Regions from separate parts of the Homo sapiens genome. Here all the other regions are linked to region 3. Evidence: chromatin contacts called from ENCODE Hi-C or POLR2A ChIA-PET data. All regions are on one chromosome and are shown on one strand. Each heading gives the region's core, a stretch centred on a gene start or an enhancer-like site at or near the end of the contact. The rest is flanking DNA. Distances are from core to core; before and after follow the strand shown. Region 1 holds the start of PSMB4 (proteasome 20S subunit beta 4). Region 2 holds the start of ZNF687 (zinc finger protein 687). Region 3 holds the start of MCL1 (MCL1 apoptosis regulator, BCL2 family member). Region 4 holds the start of OTUD7B (OTU deubiquitinase 7B).

The links. Hi-C counts contacts between places; a loop is a spot of excess contacts on that map. ChIA-PET counts read pairs that join two places held with the same protein, here RNA polymerase II (POLR2A). Pooled maps may share reads with other maps.
Region 1: a pooled map shows a loop between it and region 3 (11-fold over the local background). The contact joins the promoter of PSMB4 here to the promoter of MCL1 in region 3. A Hi-C loop is called at or near these places in 4 of 50 pooled maps. POLR2A ChIA-PET finds 5 or more read pairs at or near these places in 2 of 52 experiments (PC-3 and activated B cell).
Region 2: a map with no recorded cell type shows a loop between it and region 3 (21-fold over the local background). The contact joins the promoter of ZNF687 here to the promoter of MCL1 in region 3. A Hi-C loop is called at or near these places in 8 of 37 single-sample maps with no recorded cell type and 10 of 50 pooled maps. POLR2A ChIA-PET finds 5 or more read pairs at or near these places in 2 of 52 experiments (B cell and BJ).
Region 4: a pooled map shows a loop between it and region 3 (4-fold over the local background). The contact joins the promoter of OTUD7B here to the promoter of MCL1 in region 3. A Hi-C loop is called at or near these places in 1 of 37 single-sample maps with no recorded cell type and 1 of 50 pooled maps. POLR2A ChIA-PET finds 5 or more read pairs at or near these places in 3 of 52 experiments (Panc1, activated B cell and endothelial cell of umbilical vein).

The regions. Positions count from the first base shown.
Region 1 is chr1:151,395,923-151,400,891 of GRCh38, reverse strand. It overlaps PSMB4 (proteasome 20S subunit beta 4), which reads right to left and starts at 1,319. Exons shown (of 7, transcript NM_002796.3): 1 at 1,165-1,319; 2 at 705-911; 3 at 304-450; 4 at 47-128. The coding sequence starts at 1,304. RefSeq lists a silencer at 592-749 and enhancers at 518-1,239, 1,590-1,639, 1,240-1,962.
Region 2 is chr1:151,279,209-151,283,808 of GRCh38, reverse strand. It overlaps ZNF687 (zinc finger protein 687), which reads right to left and starts at 1,510. Exons shown (of 9, transcript NM_020832.3): 1 at 1,414-1,510. It overlaps ZNF687-AS1 (ZNF687 antisense RNA 1), which reads left to right and starts at 1,880. Exons shown (of 2, transcript NR_135595.1): 1 at 1,880-2,266; 2 at 3,551-3,785. RefSeq lists enhancers at 399-468, 777-1,662, 1,709-1,938, 1,969-2,168, 1,663-2,547 and silencers at 889-1,048, 1,329-1,608, 2,290-2,630.
Region 3 is chr1:150,577,189-150,581,907 of GRCh38, reverse strand. It overlaps MCL1 (MCL1 apoptosis regulator, BCL2 family member), which reads left to right and starts at 2,298. Exons shown (of 3, transcript NM_021960.5): 1 at 2,298-3,065; 2 at 3,417-3,664; 3 at 4,417-4,719. The coding sequence starts at 2,378. The coding sequence ends at 4,533. LOC107985203 (a long non-coding RNA gene) reads right to left here and starts at 2,078. Exons shown (of 3, transcript NR_186818.1): 1 at 1,689-2,078. RefSeq lists silencers at 1,988-2,327, 2,398-2,527 and enhancers at 2,101-2,395, 2,444-3,161, 3,162-3,880, 2,841-4,040.
Region 4 is chr1:150,008,186-150,012,939 of GRCh38, reverse strand. OTUD7B (OTU deubiquitinase 7B) reads left to right here and starts at 2,214. Exons shown (of 12, transcript NM_020205.4): 1 at 2,214-2,492. LOC124904413 (a long non-coding RNA gene) reads right to left here and starts at 477. Exons shown (of 3, transcript XR_007066598.1): 1 at 415-477. RefSeq lists silencers at 2,053-2,102, 2,363-2,652 and enhancers at 3,173-3,222, 2,587-3,469.

The DNA of each region.
Region 1 (4,969 bases), core at 70-2,569, 820 kb before region 3:
TTTCCTTTTGTCTTCCCTTTCCCCCACCTCTAGACTTACTACTTACCTGAGCCAAGTATGCACCATAACCAGTGGCCAGCGAAGGGGCTTCATAGGCTACACCAAGCATGTCCACATAACCGAGGAAGCTAACAGGACACAATGGGTCAAAACTCATTTCACCTTAGATTCATCTTAGCTGAAGAAGGGGACCATGGGGTCTGAGTTAAAGTGGGATTCACTTGGGGAGAAGAGACAGAAGAGATACTACACAGGTACTAGGTTGGGTGGTAAAGGAAATAAGTTATTTGTATTCATATGAACCTCTCTCCATCAGCATAGCCTCCGATGACCATGGTGTTCCACAAAGGGTTCATCTTCGAGCGCCGGCTGTACATGGCCCTGGTCAGCCATGAATGAATAGCTCTAGGACTATAGCTGTGTCCATCTCCCAGAAGCTCCTCATCAATCCTTAAAAGGAATTGGTTGTGAGAAAAGGGAGAGAATTAAGTCGGGGTCTCCACCCATCCCCAAAAGAAGTTACCACACCTTCCCCCATTTTACACCTAATGCCAAAAACTTTATTGCAAACACAGATCGCCCACCTCCAACAACTCTTCCAGTCCCCCGCTGCAACAAGTCCCCCCATCCCATCGAAGGGAATAAAAAACAGGGGACTCCCCTCTCTACTTGGGAACCACTCTCCTGTTCTCTGGATGACTTACACCATCTGGCCGAGAACTTGCTTCAAATACTGGAAATCAGCGTAGTCGCCAGAGGCACCCAGCATGGTACTGTTGTTGACTCGCATAATGCGAGAGATGTTGCGGAAACGAGCCAAGGAGCCGTAGGATCCCAGCATGTCTGCGGCAATCACCACTCCGCCCTCGAACTTAACGCCGAGGACTGAGGTCCCGGTCACCATGGGGTTCCTAAAGAGTGAGAACGGTGGGAGCTGAGAGGGGGGATGGACTGCGCCCTCTTTCCGCGCACTGAGCTGCGCTTCTGATTTTCTATAATTCCTTCCAATTATTCTGCATTCTCCAGGACTCCGCGCCCTGAGCTCCCCTGCCGTTCGCGCGCCCCCGGGGTCCCCGCCTCACCTTCCCGGGCTCTCAAAACCAGCCGGCAGCACCAGGCCCCACGGTCCCTCCCGCTACGCAAACGAAAGCGCCGAGAACTTACTGGGTCCGCGTGATTGGACCTCTGTAAAGTGCAGACGCCGGATCCATGAAGGAATCGGGAGTGGACGGAATGCGGTAAAACTGTCCTGGGGCCGGACCCCCCGCCCAAAGTCCGGACCGCGACCCCAAAAACGCTTCCATCTTAGTCACGGTAGCAGAAAAAATGAAAGCGCTTGCGCCAACGGAAGCGGAAGTGATCCTTCAGTGTCATTTCTTTCTTTTTCCTGTAGACGACTTCCAGCAGCCATGTTGATGAGGTCGTAGCTGAACATGCAGTAATCCTAGGTGGCGACCGAGACAGGGAGTTGAAATTGCCCAACATCGCTTCGCATCGCATCGCATCTCCGTGGAGTTTGGACCAGATCACAGCGTTCTAACACACGATTCAAGGAGGAGGGAGGCATGAAGGTGGGGTGGGGAGGTGGCCACTTAAAGACGCTGATCCTGAGTGAGACGTCACAATTTTTTATTTTATTTTTTATTTTTTTGAGACGGAGTCTCGCTCTGGCCCCCAGGCTGGAATGCAGTGGCGCGATCTCGGCTCACTGCAACCTCCGCCTCCCAGATTCAAGCGATTCTCGTGCCTTAGCCTCCCGAGTAGCTGGGATTACAGGCGCCTGCCACCACGCCTGGCTAATTTTTTGTATTTTTGCTAGAGATGGGGTTTCACCATGTTGGCCAGGCTGGTCTCGAACTCCGGATCTCAGGTGATCCGCCTGCCTCGGACTCCCAAAGTGCTGGGATTACAGGAGTAAGCCGCCTCGCCCGGCCTAGAAGTCACAGTTCTCATGTTCCTTTTGTATCATTATCAAAAAGCCCACATGAAAATATCAGTGAACACAGGATCTCTTACATCTGTACTCCTCAGAGCAGCCCCATGTGGCAGGCATTATTCGACCCATTTGGTAAATAGGAAACCGAGGCTTGCGGTGTAGTGATTTACCCAGTCACACAGCCGATAACGGTAGAACTGAATCTTGAAGCTAGAATAAAAAAAGGAATCAGGGCCGGGTGCGGTGGCTCATGCCTGTAATCCCAGAACTTTGGGAGGCCAAGACGGGAGGATCACTTGAACCCAGGAATTCAAGACCAGCCTTGGCAACATGGTGAGACCTCACCTCTACAAAACAAAACAAAACAAAAAATTAGCCAGGCCTGTAATTCCAGCTACTTGGGAGGGTGAGGTGGGAGAATCGCCTGAACCCGAGGGAGGTTGCAGTGAGCCAAGGTGGCGCCACTGCACTCCAGCCTGGGCAACAGAGCGAGACCCTGTCACAAAAAAAAAAAAAAAAAAAAAAAAAAAAAGAATACACTTGTGTATACCCTGTGGGGTGTGATAGCTCAGGTGGATCAAGCACTCTCTGTGGGACCTTAGACAAGTCTGAAAGTTTCCTTATTGTCAAGGGCCCTTGCCCACCTCTAAAGAAACAGAAAAATTCCATTGGAAGTGTAGGGGTGAAACTAAATTCCAGGGGTTTCCTTCTCAGTGTAACTCCATAGCAGGGGCTGGAAACTGTCTTGAATCAAACTGGTGAATTTTGTCAAAGATAAACAAAGCCGGACACTAAAGTGGAAAGGACAGATTTCAATCAGTAATAACTACTACAATAAGGAAAAACAGTTCAGCATGAACTGAACTCAACTGCAATTTGTATGCAAGTAATGGGTATTTTATAGGGAAAATGAGGTTAGGGGACAGTGAGACAGAGGGTCAGTAGAGTCAGGGAAGTGAACATTTACAGAATTAGTCAATGTAAATGTGCTTAGGTCAATGATGTCTGCTAGCTGGCATTTATGGAAGTTAGGATTCCATCCTCCCACAGAGACTGGTGAGGATACCATCCTCAACACTGTCCTTAGGTGTCTTTTGTTTGTTTGTTTTTTGAGACAAGGTCTGGCTCTGTCACCCAGGCTGGAGTGCAGTGGCATGATCTCGGCTCACTGCGACCCTTGCCTCCCCGGCTCCAGCGATCCTCCAGCTGCAACCTCTCGAGTAGCTGGGGACTACAGATGCCACACCCGGCTAATTTTTGTTTTTGTTTTTTTTCTTTTTTTCTTATTTTGAGAGGGAGTCTTGCTCTGTTGCACAGGCTGGAGTGCAGTGGCACGATCTCAACTCAAAGCAGCCTCCGCCTCCCTGGTTCAAGCGATTCTCCAGCCTCAGCCTCCTCAGTAGCTGGGATTACAGGGGTGCACAACCATGCCCAGCTAATTTTTTTTTTGTTGTTGTTGTTGTATTTTTAGTAGAGATGGGGTTTCATCACACTGGCCAGGTTGGTCTCAAACTCCTGACCTCAGGTAATCCTCTCACCCCAGCCTCCCAAAGTGATGGAATTACAGGCGTGAGACACCACGACCGGCCTAATTTTTGTATTTTTTTGTAGAGACCAGGAGAGATCTCACCATGTTGCCCAGGCTAGTTTCAAACTCCTGAGCTCAAGAAATCTGCCCACCTCAGGCCGGGCGCGGTGGCTCATGCCTGTAATCCCAGGACTTTGGGAGACTTAGATGGGCGGATCACCTGAGGTCAGGAATTCAAGACCAGCATGGCCAACGTGATGAAACCCCATCTCTACAAAAAATACAAAAATTAGCCGGGTGTGGTGGCACACGCCTGTAATCCCAGGTACTTGGGAGGTTGAGGCAGGAGATTTGTTTGAACCCAGGAGACAGAGGTTGCAGTGAGCCAAGATTGCACCACTGCACTCCAGCCTGAGTGACAGAACTAACGAAACGCTGTCTCAAAAAAAGGAAAGAAAAGAAAGGAAAGAAGGAAAGGAAAGGAAGGAAGGAAAGAAAGAAAGGAAAGAGAGACAGACAGAAAGAAAAAGAAAGGAAGAAAGAAAGGAAGGGAAAGGAAAGGAAGGAAAAGGAAAGGAAGGAAGGAAGAGAAGAGAGAGAGGGAGGGAGGGAAAGGAAAGGAAGGAAAGGAAGAACGAAAGAGAGAGAAAGAAAGCTGCCCACCCAAAGTGCTGGGATTACAGGCGTGAGCCACTGCCCCTGGCCTATTCTCAGGTATTGGCTGGAACAAAGTAAATTATTTTGGCAGCCTTGAGTTTTCTCAGGCAGACACTTTAAGGCAGGAGAGGGTCACCTCAGGGATGTGACCCTGAGCTTTTAGAAGCTATGTTACCGGTGGGGTAATATAGCTATATATTTTATCTATATATAAAATAATTTTTTAAATGAGAGGATCCAGAGTCATCCCTCCTGAGAGTAGGATGTCAGAGAAAGCAAACTGCTAACTACTGATGATGCAATATTCAAAAGAACGTGAGAACCGTGAGAACAAGACATAAGACATCTTGGCCCACTGCAACCTCCACCTCCCGGGTTCAAGCAATTCTCCTGCCTCAGCCTCCTGAGTAGCTGGGATTATAGGTGCCCACCACCATGCCTGGCTAATTTTTGTATTTTTGGTAGAGATGGAGTTTCACCATGTTGGCCAAGCTGGTCTCGAACTCCTGACTTCAGGTGATCTGCCCGCCTTGGCCTCCCAAAGTGCTGGGATTACAGGCGTCAGCCAACGTGCCCGGGCCACTACTCCACTTTTTAAGAGAATGGGATTTGAACCTTCAACTCCAATACAGTTAAGGATTCTTTCTTGACCTACGCAAGGTCTGTCCCAAGGGACTAGAACAGAAAGATGAGAAAGAAAACATATCCAATGTATCCATGGCTGCACTAGTATGTGAGTCCCCCTTGAGGATCCCCTGAGGATTTTTGAAGTTTTATATCCTCTGTAATTCAATTCTATAACACCTCTCATAGCATTCGTCATAACTTGAAAGACTGCCTTACTAAGC
Region 2 (4,600 bases), core at 261-2,760, 700 kb before region 3:
TGGGGTGGGGGCAAAACCAAAGGGGGAGTCCTCCCCTCACCCCCACCCTATTCAATTCTGCAGAATCTGGGTTTAAACAAAAACCCTTGTCTCTATAGGCCTGGCTCCTAAGCCTGGTTCCCTCCTGACCAGAGGCCTGAGCTACCTTCCACTCAGGTACTCAGAAAAGTGGACTGCTACAACGAAGACCAGCGGGGACTAGGAGAAAACACCTGCGAACTCACCCGCCCCCACACCCCGCCAGCCACCTCCCTCTTGGGTGCCCCAGTGACTTAGAGGTCATCCGATGGCCACCCACCCAGAGCAGACAGTCGACCAAGCAAGCCGCCAAGCTCAAGCCAAGGAGGATCAGGCCTTCCTGCGACTGCTGAGCCCTGTCTCTAGGGCTCCTATCTCCCCCGCCCCCTTTCCCTCTGTGGTTCCCCAAAAGCCAAAGAGGCTGAACAGGAAGAGGCTGAACAGGCCCAGGTCGAGTGGGGGCTCCACTGACCTTTGCCCGGGCCCAAGGCCTGCAGCGCAGAGGAGGGCGAGGGGCTGGCGGCGATTAGGTTGAGGCCAAGCTGGGTAGCAGACGGAATTAAGTCCCTGCCATCTGCCGAGGGCTGGCGCGGGGAGCAAGTCCTGGGTTTCGAGGAGGGGGCGGGGTGTACACATGAGAAACTACAAGGGAAACTGAGGCGCGCGGCCCTTCTCTCACTCGCACCGGCGTGCGAAGCGAAGGCCGGGCCTCAGCCAGGCCAGGCCCTTTGGGAGCTGCTGCGCAGCACCTGGGGACCCAGGACTACACAGGATAGGGTGGGGAGCTGGAAAGAGGGGAGGAGAGAGGGGACGGTCTCTGCGCGACTCTCAGCTCTCTAGCTGGGGTCCGTCCCAACTCGGACCTCGTCCCCTCCCCTCCGGGCGCAGCGGAGCCTCCTCCCGCCGCGCACTCCCGGAGGCTCGCTAGAGACTGGAGACTGATCGGGGGGTGCGCAGGGGGCCGGGGGCGCAAGCCTGAGTCTTGCCCGGGCCCGGACGCTGACCCGCACCCAGTCGGGGTGCAGGTTCTGCTCCGGCCTGGCCCAGGTCCCCCGCCCCCATCCCCGGGAACGGACACCATTTTAGGTCGCGACATCCCGCAGCCTTCAATCTCCGGGCCGCACTTCGGGTGCCTCTCGAGCCGGGGGCGCCAGGACCTGGGGTTCTCGACCCTCCTGGGGGTTTACCCGGCTACGGACTGTGCTTACAACAGGCCAGGAGTTTCGCCCATCCGCCCCAATGGATGGAGGCGGTGTCTGGGCCTTCCTAGAAGCCGCCCCAGGGGGCGGCGCGGAGAAGGGGGTAGTTGACCAAGTGGGGGAGGGGCGGGGGTATTTACCCGCCCCCCCCAAGGGGGCGGAGCCAAGGGCGGGTATTTACCCCAGGCACGCTTACTTGTTCCGCTCCTGGTGCGGGCCGAGACCCGGCGGTCTCTACCCCGCTCCAGCCGCTGCAGCCACCGCCGCCCTCCCCGCGGCCGCCGCTACTTCCTGCTTCTCTCCGGTTCGGCCTCCCCACTCCCTCTCCTCCCTCCGCGCTCCAGGTCTGGGCTGCCCGTTTTCGCACTCGCCATTGGCCCTTGCCCCCGTCGCTCAGCCCTGTGCCCCTTCCAGCCCCGCACTGGGTTGGCCCTAAATACTGCCGCTCGGAACTAGCCCCGCACAGTCCTCTTATGCTCATTGGGCAAGGGGCCGAGGCCCTCTGAAGATACCTCTCCCCATTGGCTGCGCCGGGGTCCGTCTGCCCCATCTACGAGTCTCGTAAACGATTGGCCTCCGCCACTGTCGCTTAGAAAGAAGCCAGCCTGCTTCCCAGCTTGCCTACTGGAAGGGGGAGCACCCAGGTGCGTCTCCGCCCCTCGCTCCCTACTGGCCGCTCGAAGCTTGAAGCTGCAGTTCACTTTCGCGAATGTAAGGAACCCAGCTTCTGTGTGGTGGGCACTGAGAGCAGAACCGCATTGAGTCGGAGTGGAGCACAGAAGTGTAGGTCCTTTTGCGCTGTTTCAAGCTAAACCCGTGTCACTGATGCCGTACAGAAGTTACAGAATGGGACGCCACCCCAAACATTACGTCATCCGCTGACCATTTCCTTGCGGTCTTCCCACCGTCTAAATCGCCATATAATCTGATGGATGGGGTCCTCGCGCGGTTCAGCTCCTGGGCGACAGCGTAACCCGTCGCTCCTCCCTCTGCGGGAGGGCGTGGACGGGGCACGGGATTTGGAGCATGGAAGGAATCGGGACCTAAAGGTTGGGAAGGGCTCGCGGACCGGAAGCGGGGGAGGTGACGTAGGAGTGCTGGCGTGGCCGGGCCATTTCCAAAGAGGCATTAAAGGAGCAACTGATAGGCGTCCTAAGTATGGGCTGGGGGGGGAACCGCCAGCTCCATTTCCCATTTAAGGGCTCCCCTTTTCCCCGCCCCCAGCATGGAGTGGGGGTGGGGTCAAGGTCGAGTTTTCCCGCGCTTTGTTGCCACGCCCCCTGGAGGCGGGGGAAAGGGAGGAGTCGCTCGGAAAATGAATCTCCTTGATGCTCTAATAGCACTCACTGGCAGAATTCGTATGCAAGCCCAGTGTGCCACCTCGCGCACGCAGCCGCTCGTTAACGGCGTGTTTTTATTTTTTAATTAATTTTTTTGAGGCAGAGCCTCACTCTGCTGCCCAGGCGGGAGCACAGTGGCGCGATCACGGCTGACTGCAGCCTCAACCTCCCAGGCTCCAGTGATCCTCCCGCCTCAGCCTCCTGAGTAGCTGGGACTACAAGTGAGCGCCAAATCGCCCTGCTAACTTTTTTATTTTTTGAAGAGACAGGGTTTTGCCATGTTGCCCAGGCTGGTCTCAAGCAATCCTACAGACGTGAGCCACTACTCCCTACCTTGGCGAAGTTTTTTATTTTTTATTTTTTGAAACGGGGCCTCATTCTGTCGTCCAGACTGGAGTGCAGTGGCGGGATCTCGGCTCACGGCAACCTCCGTCTCCCAGGCTCAAGCAATTCTCCTGCCTCAGCCTTCCGACCAGCTGGGATTACAGGTGTGCGACACTACCCGCCCGGCTAATTTTTGTTTTTTTCTTTTTTTTTTTTTTTTGAGACGGAGTCTCGCTGTGTCGCCCAGGCTGGAGTGCAGTGGCGCGATCTCGGCTCACTGCAAGCTCCGCCTCCCGGGTTCACGCCATTCTCCTGCCTCAGCCTCCCGAGTAGCTGGGACTGCAGGCGCTCTCCACAATGCCCGGCTAATTTTTTGTGTTTTTAGTAGAGACGGGGTTTCACCGTGTTAGCCAGGATAGTCTTGATCTCCTGACCTCGTGATCCGCCCGCCTCGGCCTCCCAAAGTGCTGGGATTACAGGCATGAGCCACCGCGGCCGGCCATTTTTGTATTTTTAGTAGAGACGGGGTTTCACCGCATTGGCCAGGCTGGTCTCGAACTCCTGACCTCAAATCATCCATCCGCCTTGGCCTCCCAAAGTGCTGGGATTACAGATGTGACCCACCGGGCCCGGCAAAGTTTTTAAAAGTGGTTTCGTTACCCTGCCCAGGAGTCCCAGGACACCGGAACCAGGACTCCCCGGCGCACCCGGAGAGTTTCCGAGCTCCTTTGAAGTATGAATCAGAACTTCTGGATGGGAATCCTGGAGCCACCACTTGCCCTATGGTCGCAATGGGCAAGTCGCTCAACCTCCCAGATCCTGTTTTCTCATGAGTAAAACGGGGATTATAATACCCACCTGACAATATTATTTTTGTGAGAATTAAATGAGTTTAGAATGTAAACACGCTTTGTAAAGTAATTGGCAGTTGGGATTAGTGTGCCCTTTCTCCCGGAGCCTTGCATCCTGTGCATTTGCTCAGGTGCTGTTCCTTCTCTGAGCAACTAATTAAAGGTCCCTAACCCGATGTAACCAACCGGCATTCCATTTCCACCTCCTCTTCTGGTCTCCCTATGCGGAATAACAATTACTACTCATATACACATAATATTTTGGGGGGCTCACGCCTGTAATCCCAGCACTTTGAGAAGTCTAGGTGGGTAGCTCACTTGAGCCCTGGAGTTCGAGACTAGCCTGTGCAACACAGCAGGACTCTGCCTCTACAGAATATTTGGAAAAAAAAATTAGCCAGGGGTGTTGGCAGGCACCTGTGATCCCAGCTACTGGGGAGGCTGGGATGGAAGGATCGCTTGAGTCCAGGAAGTCAAAACTACAGTGAGCCGGGATCGCACCACTGCACTCCAACCTGGGAGACAGAGCGAGACTCTGTCTCAAAAAAAAAAAAAAAAAAAACACACACACACAGAAAAACTTTATTTATTTTATTAATAAACATATTATTAATAACTCACGTAGTCCTTACCACAACCATGGAAGGAGGTACTATTTCAGGTACTGGAGATGTAGCAATGAACAAAGCAGACAAGAAGCCCTGTCATGAAACACACATTCCTAAAGAGAAGACAAACAATAAATATTAGAAATGGTAGCTGCCAAGGAATAAAATAGAGTTATCAAGCCATGCAAAGACAGAGGAATCTTCGATGCATATGACTAAGTGAAAGAAGCCAATCTGAAAAGGTTGCATGCTGTATGATT
Region 3 (4,719 bases), core at 1,049-3,548:
AAGCAGTTCTCCTGTCTCAGCCTCCAGAGTAGCTGGTATTACAGATGCGCACCACCACACCCATCTAATTTTTGTGTTTTTAGTAGAGACAGGGTTTCGCCATGTTTCCCAGGCTGGTCTCAAACTCCTGGGCTCAAGCGATCCACCCACCTCAGCCTCCCAAAGTGCTGGGATTATTGGCATGAGGCACAGAGCCCGGTCTGTAATCCCAACACTTTGGGAGGCCAAGGTAGGAGGATCACCTGAGTCCAGGAGTTCAAGACCGGCCTGGGCAAAATAGTGATACCCCATCTCTACAAGAAATAAAAAAATTAGCCAAGTATAGGGGCATGCACCTGTGTTCCTCGCTACTCGCGAGGCTGTGGTGGGAGGATCACTTCAGCCCAGGAGGTTGAGGCAGCAATGAGCACTGATGGTGCCACTGCACTCCAGCCTGGGTGACAGGGCAAGACCTCATCTCAAAAAAATAAATAAAAAGTGAGCTTGCTCACCTTTCCTATGTCTCTCAGCACCTTGCTTTTGAATTTTAGCTATTATTTTTACAGATCTTTTAACAAAAAGGCTGCTTTAATTAACGTTAACTAACATACATGGCATATAAGAAGATCCTTGTTCTCAAGGGCTTTACAAACCTCTAGAGTCAAATGTGCCTTATTATCAGTACAAAAATAAATGGTGTCAGCTGGGTGCAGTGACTCACACCTGTAATCCCAGCACTTTAAGAGGCTGAGGCAGGTGGATCACCTGAGGCCAGGAGTTTGAGACCAGCCTGGCCAACATGGTGAAACCACATTGTCAGGCCTCTGAGCCCAAGCCAAGCCATCGCATCCCCTGTGACTTGCACGTATACATCCAGATGGCCTGAAGTAACTGAAGATCCACAAAAGAAGTAAAAATAGCCTTAACTGATGACATTCCACCATTGTGATTTGTTTCTGCCCCACCCGAACTGATCAATGTACTTTGTAATCTCCCCCACCCTTAAGAAGGTTCTTTGTAATTCTCCCCACCCTTGAGAATGTACTTTGTGAGATCCACCCCTGCCCACAAAACATTGCTCTCAACTTCACCACCTATCCCAAAACCTGTAAGAACTAATGATAATCCATCACCCTTTGCTGACTCTCTTTTCGGACTCAGCCCGCCTGCACCCAGGTGAAATAAACAGCCATGTTGCTCACACAAAGCCTGTTTGGTGGTGTCTTCACACAGACGCGCATGAAACACATCTCTACTAAAAATACAATAATCAGCTGGGCGAGGTGGCTCACAGCTGTAATCTCAGCACTTTGGGAGGCCGAGACAGGCAGGTCACTTGAGGCCATGAGTTCGAGACCAGCCTGGCCAACATCGTGAAAACCCCATCTCTACCAAAAATACAAAAACTAGCCAGATGTGGTGGCGCACGCCTGTAATCCCAGCTACTCGGGAGGCTGAGGTACCGAATCGTCTGAACGTGGGAAGTGGAGCTTGTAGTGAGCCGAGATCGCCCCACTGCACTCCAGCCTGGGCAACAGAGCTAGACTGTCTCAAAACAAACAAAAAATGGTGTCAAGACTCTCAGACGAGATTCTAATGGATTAAGGCCTATATGTAAATAGCACCAAAGACTATGGAACAGAGATGGGAGAAGCAAGCAGGGAGGCAGGAATAGTTTAGCTGTGGCAGTTTTAGCTTAGTCCACTTACATAAATGGTTCTTTAGGGTAGCACGTGGAGCATCCTCATTTCCAAACATTGGACTGAGAGTAGAGAGCTGTGCAAAATAACCACAAGTCCCCAACTATGCCCTCTTAATTATCCCTATCATCTAAGACTGTTGTTCCCATCCATCACTGAACTTCCCCGTCCTCTTCCTTCAACCCCTGTGTTAGTCAATGGTTGAAATTTTGATTTGGTAAAAAACCTCTGGCGAAAACCAGCAAAAAGGGCTCACAAATCAGGTCTCAGGGAAGCACAGAGGTAGCCACGAGAAGGCCCGAGGTGCTCATGGAAAGAGCTCGAGCCCAGGAGCTCTGGGAGGACCCCAGGCGCTCGGAGCCGCCGTTACGTAACCGGCACTCAGAGCCTCCGAAGACCGGAAGGCCCCGCTCAGGCCCCGGCTCAGGCCCCGGCCCCGGCCCCGGCCCCGGCCCCGCCCCGGCCCGGCCGGGCAGCTGGTAGGTGCCGTGCGCAACCCTCCGGAAGCTGCCGCCCCTTTCCCCTTTTATGGGAATACTTTTTTTAAAAAAAAAGAGTTCGCTGGCGCCACCCCGTAGGACTGGCCGCCCTAAAACCGTGATAAAGGAGCTGCTCGCCACTTCTCACTTCCGCTTCCTTCCAGTAAGGAGTCGGGGTCTTCCCCAGTTTTCTCAGCCAGGCGGCGGCGGCGACTGGCAATGTTTGGCCTCAAAAGAAACGCGGTAATCGGACTCAACCTCTACTGTGGGGGGGCCGGCTTGGGGGCCGGCAGCGGCGGCGCCACCCGCCCGGGAGGGCGACTTTTGGCTACGGAGAAGGAGGCCTCGGCCCGGCGAGAGATAGGGGGAGGGGAGGCCGGCGCGGTGATTGGCGGAAGCGCCGGCGCAAGCCCCCCGTCCACCCTCACGCCAGACTCCCGGAGGGTCGCGCGGCCGCCGCCCATTGGCGCCGAGGTCCCCGACGTCACCGCGACCCCCGCGAGGCTGCTTTTCTTCGCGCCCACCCGCCGCGCGGCGCCGCTTGAGGAGATGGAAGCCCCGGCCGCTGACGCCATCATGTCGCCCGAAGAGGAGCTGGACGGGTACGAGCCGGAGCCTCTCGGGAAGCGGCCGGCTGTCCTGCCGCTGCTGGAGTTGGTCGGGGAATCTGGTAATAACACCAGTACGGACGGGTCACTACCCTCGACGCCGCCGCCAGCAGAGGAGGAGGAGGACGAGTTGTACCGGCAGTCGCTGGAGATTATCTCTCGGTACCTTCGGGAGCAGGCCACCGGCGCCAAGGACACAAAGCCAATGGGCAGGTCTGGGGCCACCAGCAGGAAGGCGCTGGAGACCTTACGACGGGTTGGGGATGGCGTGCAGCGCAACCACGAGACGGCCTTCCAAGGTAAGGGGGTTCATTAATCGCCAAGGCCTCACTCCCTTTTTTCCATCTCTCCCCGGACTCACCCGCCAAGGGTGGGTTGGAAACCGAAACGAGTCAGTGTTGAAACGTGTCTCATCCTATTCCTGAAGCCAGAATATTCTGGCCATGAGTCATTGTTTCCGCCCATCTTGATTCTTTTGGAAATGGCAGCTCTTGTTCAAAGACCGGAAAGGGTGGGATGTCAATTTCAAGTGGGGTCAACCTGAGTTCTGTAAATCCCAGTAGCGATTTTCCCGCCGCGGGTGGGCAGGCGAATCTTGCGCCGGTTTAGACAAAGGAGGCCGTGAGGACCTGCATGCTTTTCTTTCTCAGGCATGCTTCGGAAACTGGACATCAAAAACGAAGACGATGTGAAATCGTTGTCTCGAGTGATGATCCATGTTTTCAGCGACGGCGTAACAAACTGGGGCAGGATTGTGACTCTCATTTCTTTTGGTGCCTTTGTGGCTAAACACTTGAAGACCATAAACCAAGAAAGCTGCATCGAACCATTAGCAGAAAGTATCACAGACGTTCTCGTAAGGACAAAACGGGACTGGCTAGTTAAACAAAGAGGCTGGGTAAGTTTGCCTTAAGGATGAAAGGGGCCTTGGAGTGGAAGTAGAATGAAGGATTTTTTTTAGAGAGGTGGGGATATCTAAAGGTTTTTATGACGCACGGCTGTTTGCAGGCTCTAACTAAAGGACCATTGTTTATTTGATGTTGATTTAAGTAGTGGATCCTTAGAGATAGTGGTATGGCGGTCTTGAATTGTATCAAAAATCTTGGTTTTCTCTAGGCAATTTTTTGTTCCAATTCAGTTGAATACTCTTCAGTGGATTCAAACCATGAAAAAATAAGTCACCAGGGGAGGATAGCTGAAATAATTCCTAAGGCGGTGCCTGTTTTAATGGAGAAGATATGGGGTGGAGCCTGCGTTTTAAACAAACCCAGATCTGATGCAGGATGTACTTAACTACGTTGAGAAAAACTGATCTGCGCAATTGAGGCGTTACTGAAATATTAGGTGGTGGAGATTTGAGAATAAGGGTTTTCGTCTTTTACCTCATGGGAACTCTGGAAGTCCTTTTGTTAGGATAAATCCTAATAAGACCAAGATAGTACTGTAAAATGAAGTTTAATTATCATGGGTCCCCGCTTAAGAAACTGAAGAACTTATTTTCTTTTTTTGCCCCGGGGTGAATAATAATTGGTTTACTATTGCTTTAGGGGGAAACCTTAGATATTTTAATTTACCTTCTCTCTGGATAGTAGTGTTGTAAGAGAGCAGAAACCCATACTTGAAAATGTGCTTTTCTTTTTTGTTTTCTAGGATGGGTTTGTGGAGTTCTTCCATGTAGAGGACCTAGAAGGTGGCATCAGGAATGTGCTGCTGGCTTTTGCAGGTGTTGCTGGAGTAGGAGCTGGTTTGGCATATCTAATAAGATAGCCTTACTGTAAGTGCAATAGTTGACTTTTAACCAACCACCACCACCACCAAAACCAGTTTATGCAGTTGGACTCCAAGCTGTAACTTCCTAGAGTTGCACCCTAGCAACCTAGCCAGAAAAGCAAGTGGCAAGAGGATTATGGCTAACAAGAATAAATACATGGGAAGAGTGCTCCCCATTGATTG
Region 4 (4,754 bases), core at 965-3,464, 570 kb after region 3:
TAATGGATTAGGGACTGGTTGAGCTGGGACCAGAACCCAGGTGGCCTGGCTCCCAGCCCAGCTGACCACACTGCTACCCACACAGCCTGGGCTGACCAAAGACAAGCAGCCCATTGAGCAACTGCACAAACAACAATGAATGATGGATGGTCAGAGCAAGAAATAGGCACAAAGCAACTGTGACCCCATCACTTCCTGGCCCCTAAATTTCCAGGCAAGCCTATAAAGTGTGGTCACTTAAATGACTTTGACCAGCAACTTGGCCCAGCTTTCAAATCTGGAGACCTTCTATGGTCACTGCCAAAAGAAAAAGTCTTATATTGAGGGTAGAGTGCCTTTGAGCTCCACGCCTGGTTCTATTAAGTCTGTGGCAGTGGCGTTAAGATTAGAAAGACATATTTATATGGGTATAACCTGGTTCTGGACAGCTGTGGTGAAACAAGGCAACTTTCAGATTTTGAGGCTCCTCTTCTACAGATCTGTGCTCCCATCTCAGATTTAACTAGCAAAGGGTAGGTGTGGTCAGTGATTGTTGTCACAATCATTCCAGAATGTTTGTGTAGAGTTACTAGAATTTCAGTCTTTTCATTCTAAAGTATTTTCATCCCTCTCACCTTTCTAGAACGACACCCTTTTCAGCTCCTTTCCAACGGCTGTAGCCAACTGATTCTACCCCAGAGTCCCAAGCGTCCACCCCCGTACCCTTCCAGTTCAGTTCAGTTAGAGTTCAGTTAGAGTCAATTTAGGTGACCAAATCTCATCCTGCTCTCCTCCTTAAATTTACCACTAAACGGTAGCTAAAATTTGTGGTCCCTTATACGCTTGAAGCCCACGCCAAATGACTTTACTTGTCAACCTCTATTGTATGTCTTGGATATGCCCCCATGCAAGGCACTCTGACTTGTTTGGCCTTAGCATGTGTGGACAGCCTTGGGCCCAGCCCTAAATTTTCGATTGTAAACCCAGGTGTATCCCTAAGAGATATAGCTGTCTAGGAAGTTTCCCTGTTTCAGGTGTCAGTTTCCTATTCTGAGCTAGACAATTCTAAAATGCCTATGCCCCACGCCTCCCCTTTAGAAACTGAGGAAGAAGTGAGGGGAAAGAAAAGTTGACTAGAGTATTTGTTTTTACATAGGCATAATGGGCACAATTAGGCAATACATTATTTTGAATATGCAGACCAGGTGCTATAATGTTAGGAATCTGAATTAAAATTTCAAATGTCTTTTGTTAGAGTATAGCCGGGGTTGGCATCGTTTTGTGTTTGTCATAAAGAGGTATTTACTAAATGGCCTTTCTTTCTTGAAACAGTCCACACAGGCCTAATACTTATTCATTCATTCAACAAATATGGAAGGTCTACTATGTGACAAGGATGGCTTATTATGTTCTCATAGCCATAGCTCATTGTCACTCAGGTAGGACACATACAAGTTCTGCTACATATAATATAGTTTTATGTATTTTACTAAATTGTAAAACCTTTGATGTCTGGGATTATGTCTTGTTAATTTTTGTATCCCCCTGTATCACTGAGAGCAGTGATACACATCACAGGGATACAATACATATTTGAATTATGCCATAATGTTTTAAAAGACATAACAAACGCACTAGAAGACATAACAAACGCACTATGTAAGTTTTTTTTACTGTTAGCAGTCTAAAGCAGATGTATCAACAGGGTATCACTGTTATGCAAGTAAATAAATATTAAGTGTTTACAGAGAAGGATATGTTCACTTCAAGAGTGAAGGAACAAGAGAAATATATAATTGGGTGGAGACTGGTGTGGAAGAAGCTAATCTTCCTCCGGTCACTCCAGAATGATTGTGTAGAGTTACTAGAATGTCAGTCTTTTCATTCTGAAGTATTTTCATCTCTCTCACCTTTCTACAACTACTCCACCCCTTTCAGCTCCTTCCCAACGGCTGTAGCCAACTGATTCTACCCCAGAGTCCTAAGAGTCCACCCTGTACTCCTCCAACTCCTGTTCAAGAATGCTCCAGACCAGGAGCTTTAGGGACTCGGGTCGGGAAAACACGGGGTCACGCGCGGGGCAAGCGCCAAACTGGCCGCAGCCTGGGGAGCGGCGCTAAAGGCGGGGCTGCGACGGGGCGGAGCGGGAGGAGGCCCGGGGGCGGCCTGGGTGTCACCACCAACCCGCTCCGGCCGGAAACTGGCGCCTGTTTCCGGCCGGACAGCAGAAAGCCACCGATCCTGAACCAGCCGCCGGAGCCGGAGTGGCGACCGGGTGCGGAGTGGGCAAAAAGCCACTGGGGGAGGCCAGTCCCGATCAGTCCTTTCTGGCTCCAGCTCCAGATCCCGTGCGGAGCAACAGCTGCGGTCGCAGTCTCCACCACCGCCTCCACCTCCATCGCCGTCGGGGGAGGGGCCGGCCGGACCCCGGGGTCACTGCCGAGGAATGAAGAGAGGCGGCCGGGCCCCGCGCTCCGCCCCGGCCTAGGGCCTTGCCCCGGGAGCCCGCGAGGGTAACGGAGCCCCCCGTCCTGACACCGTCCCCCGTCTGCTCCCGCCCCTCCCGGCTTCTCAGACTCGCAAACTCTGCTCCTCAGATCGCCACTGTCCCCTTTCTCCTTTCTGAATCTGTTTCACCCGAAGCCATCTCCCCTCGGCACTCCTTTCTCGCCCTGACTGCTCCTTGCTTCGTCCCGATCTTTCCTCCTCCCTTTCACCTGCGTCCTGCGTTCCTACCCCGCGCTCTCCAGCTCCCGGCCTCCCTTCCTGAGCTGTGCTGGCCAGTTTGGACGGTCCCCCCTTGTCAGCTAGACTTTCGGGAGGGATGGTGGAGTTTTAAGGTGATTAAGATGCAGTGTATTATCCCCACAGTAGGATAAAGTTCATTTAAAATCTCAATATAATACTAAAATGAAAAGCAAATAAGCTTATTCTTCCTATTGATAGCCAAACTAAGGTGCATACAGTAATGGAGGAAAGGCGAGAAAAAGGTGTGTGTGTGTGTTTGTGTGTGTGTGTGAGAGAGGGAGAGAGACGGAGGTTGACGGATTCTAGGGCAGTCTTAAGAACTTTAGAAAAAAGAAAAGTTGCCATGAGCCGATGGAAACTTTAGAAGCTGATGATGAGTAAGCCGGGGGCTGCGTGATCTCACTCTTCTCATAATTACTAGGTTAACGGTGTGGCTCCGGTCGGGATGGAATGGGATTTGTTTACTGGGCCGGCGTATTTTTAGCTTGTCGGCTCACAAGGACCAGCGCTCAGAGTCTCTTTCTCCCCGCTCGTGGTAGTCTTTCTTGTCTAACCTAGGTGGCTTCTCTGGGCACAATAAAGATGTAAAAATTTGAAATTAGAAACTGACTGGTGGAATTTTATGGAAGAAGTTCCCCACAAACTTTTCAGGCAGCTTTTCACGAATGCAAAGCCTAGAATTAGCAGGACGTTGACTTTTATTTTCCTTATCTTTTTATACGTACTACGTAACGCTTTGCTTAGAAATTCACATGCTGCTAATTTTTCAGTCTTTGGCCTCTAGTACTGTATATTTAGGAGATTTTTGAGGAGGCTGGATCCCTTTGTCTTTCAGAATCTATTTCAAAGGTGGAAAAGGACAGAGTAGAGAAAGAGGTGGCGGTAAGACTGGCTCCAAAGAGTTGCTAACCCCTAAATATTTAAAAAAGTTTCTATGCTATGTAACTTCTGAAAACATGTAGAAAATTTTCTTCCTACTAAATGAGATTGCATTCCTGATGGGGAGAAGACTTCAGGGACGGAAGCTGGGTGGCTAGGGAGAATCAGAGGTAGTTAAATATTTGCTGTGTATAACTTACAAATACATTATGCGCAAACAATGAAGAATTAATTATACGCTTTGTCTTCATTGTTTTTCAAGTAGTTCTTTTAACGTTCAGTAACCAACCTGCTGTGCTAGTCTATTGATATTTTGAAGGCTGAACAAAACTGTAAAATAAATGAACTTGATGTTGCTCCTCTGCAGGCTGAATACCCCCGACCGTTCTAATTTCCACTATTGACCCAGCTTGCCTCAGAGCACCTCCCTGACAAAGTGGCCAGTTACTATGTACTTAGAGATTGCAAATCAATGCAAATATTAGCTCATACTAGGAATAATTAAGAAGGTAAATATGCTGAAAACATATATTCCAAAACCAAAATAGATTTTTTCGATTTTACCCTCATTTTTGATTATCACCACCTTTCTGCCAATAATTATCCGTTAACATGAATAATTTAGAATTGAACAGATATCTGCTTTGGACATTACACTTTCAAGATAGAAGGAAAGATGGAAGGAAGATAGTGCCAAACTAATTTTTTATTGTCATTGCCTTATTTGACTTATTCCTTGCTTTTAATACTGAAGACTCCCTCGGAAAAAAATGTAAAACTTTGCCAAAGCAAGAGCTGGCTATCTACTGACTTGTATAAGGCCCGGTGACTGGTAATGAATGCTAATCATTAGGTGGCCTTTAGTGGCCTTATGTTGCCAACAACTTGGAAAATTTCCCAAAGCTTTATTTGTTTAATCTTTCTTTTGAGACCCCTATTTAAAAAACGACTTAATTTGGAGACGAAAATCTAATTTTTAAAAACCACATACACCTTTCCCAGAATCTGTTGATGATCAATAATTGTTTTGATCTGTGTGAGTTGATTGGTGCCAATATTAGTGATGATATCTGGGTAAATTCTATTTATATCTGCATCTAGCAACTCCCTAAGTTGAACTGCATACTTTATTCCAGGGCATGGGGATC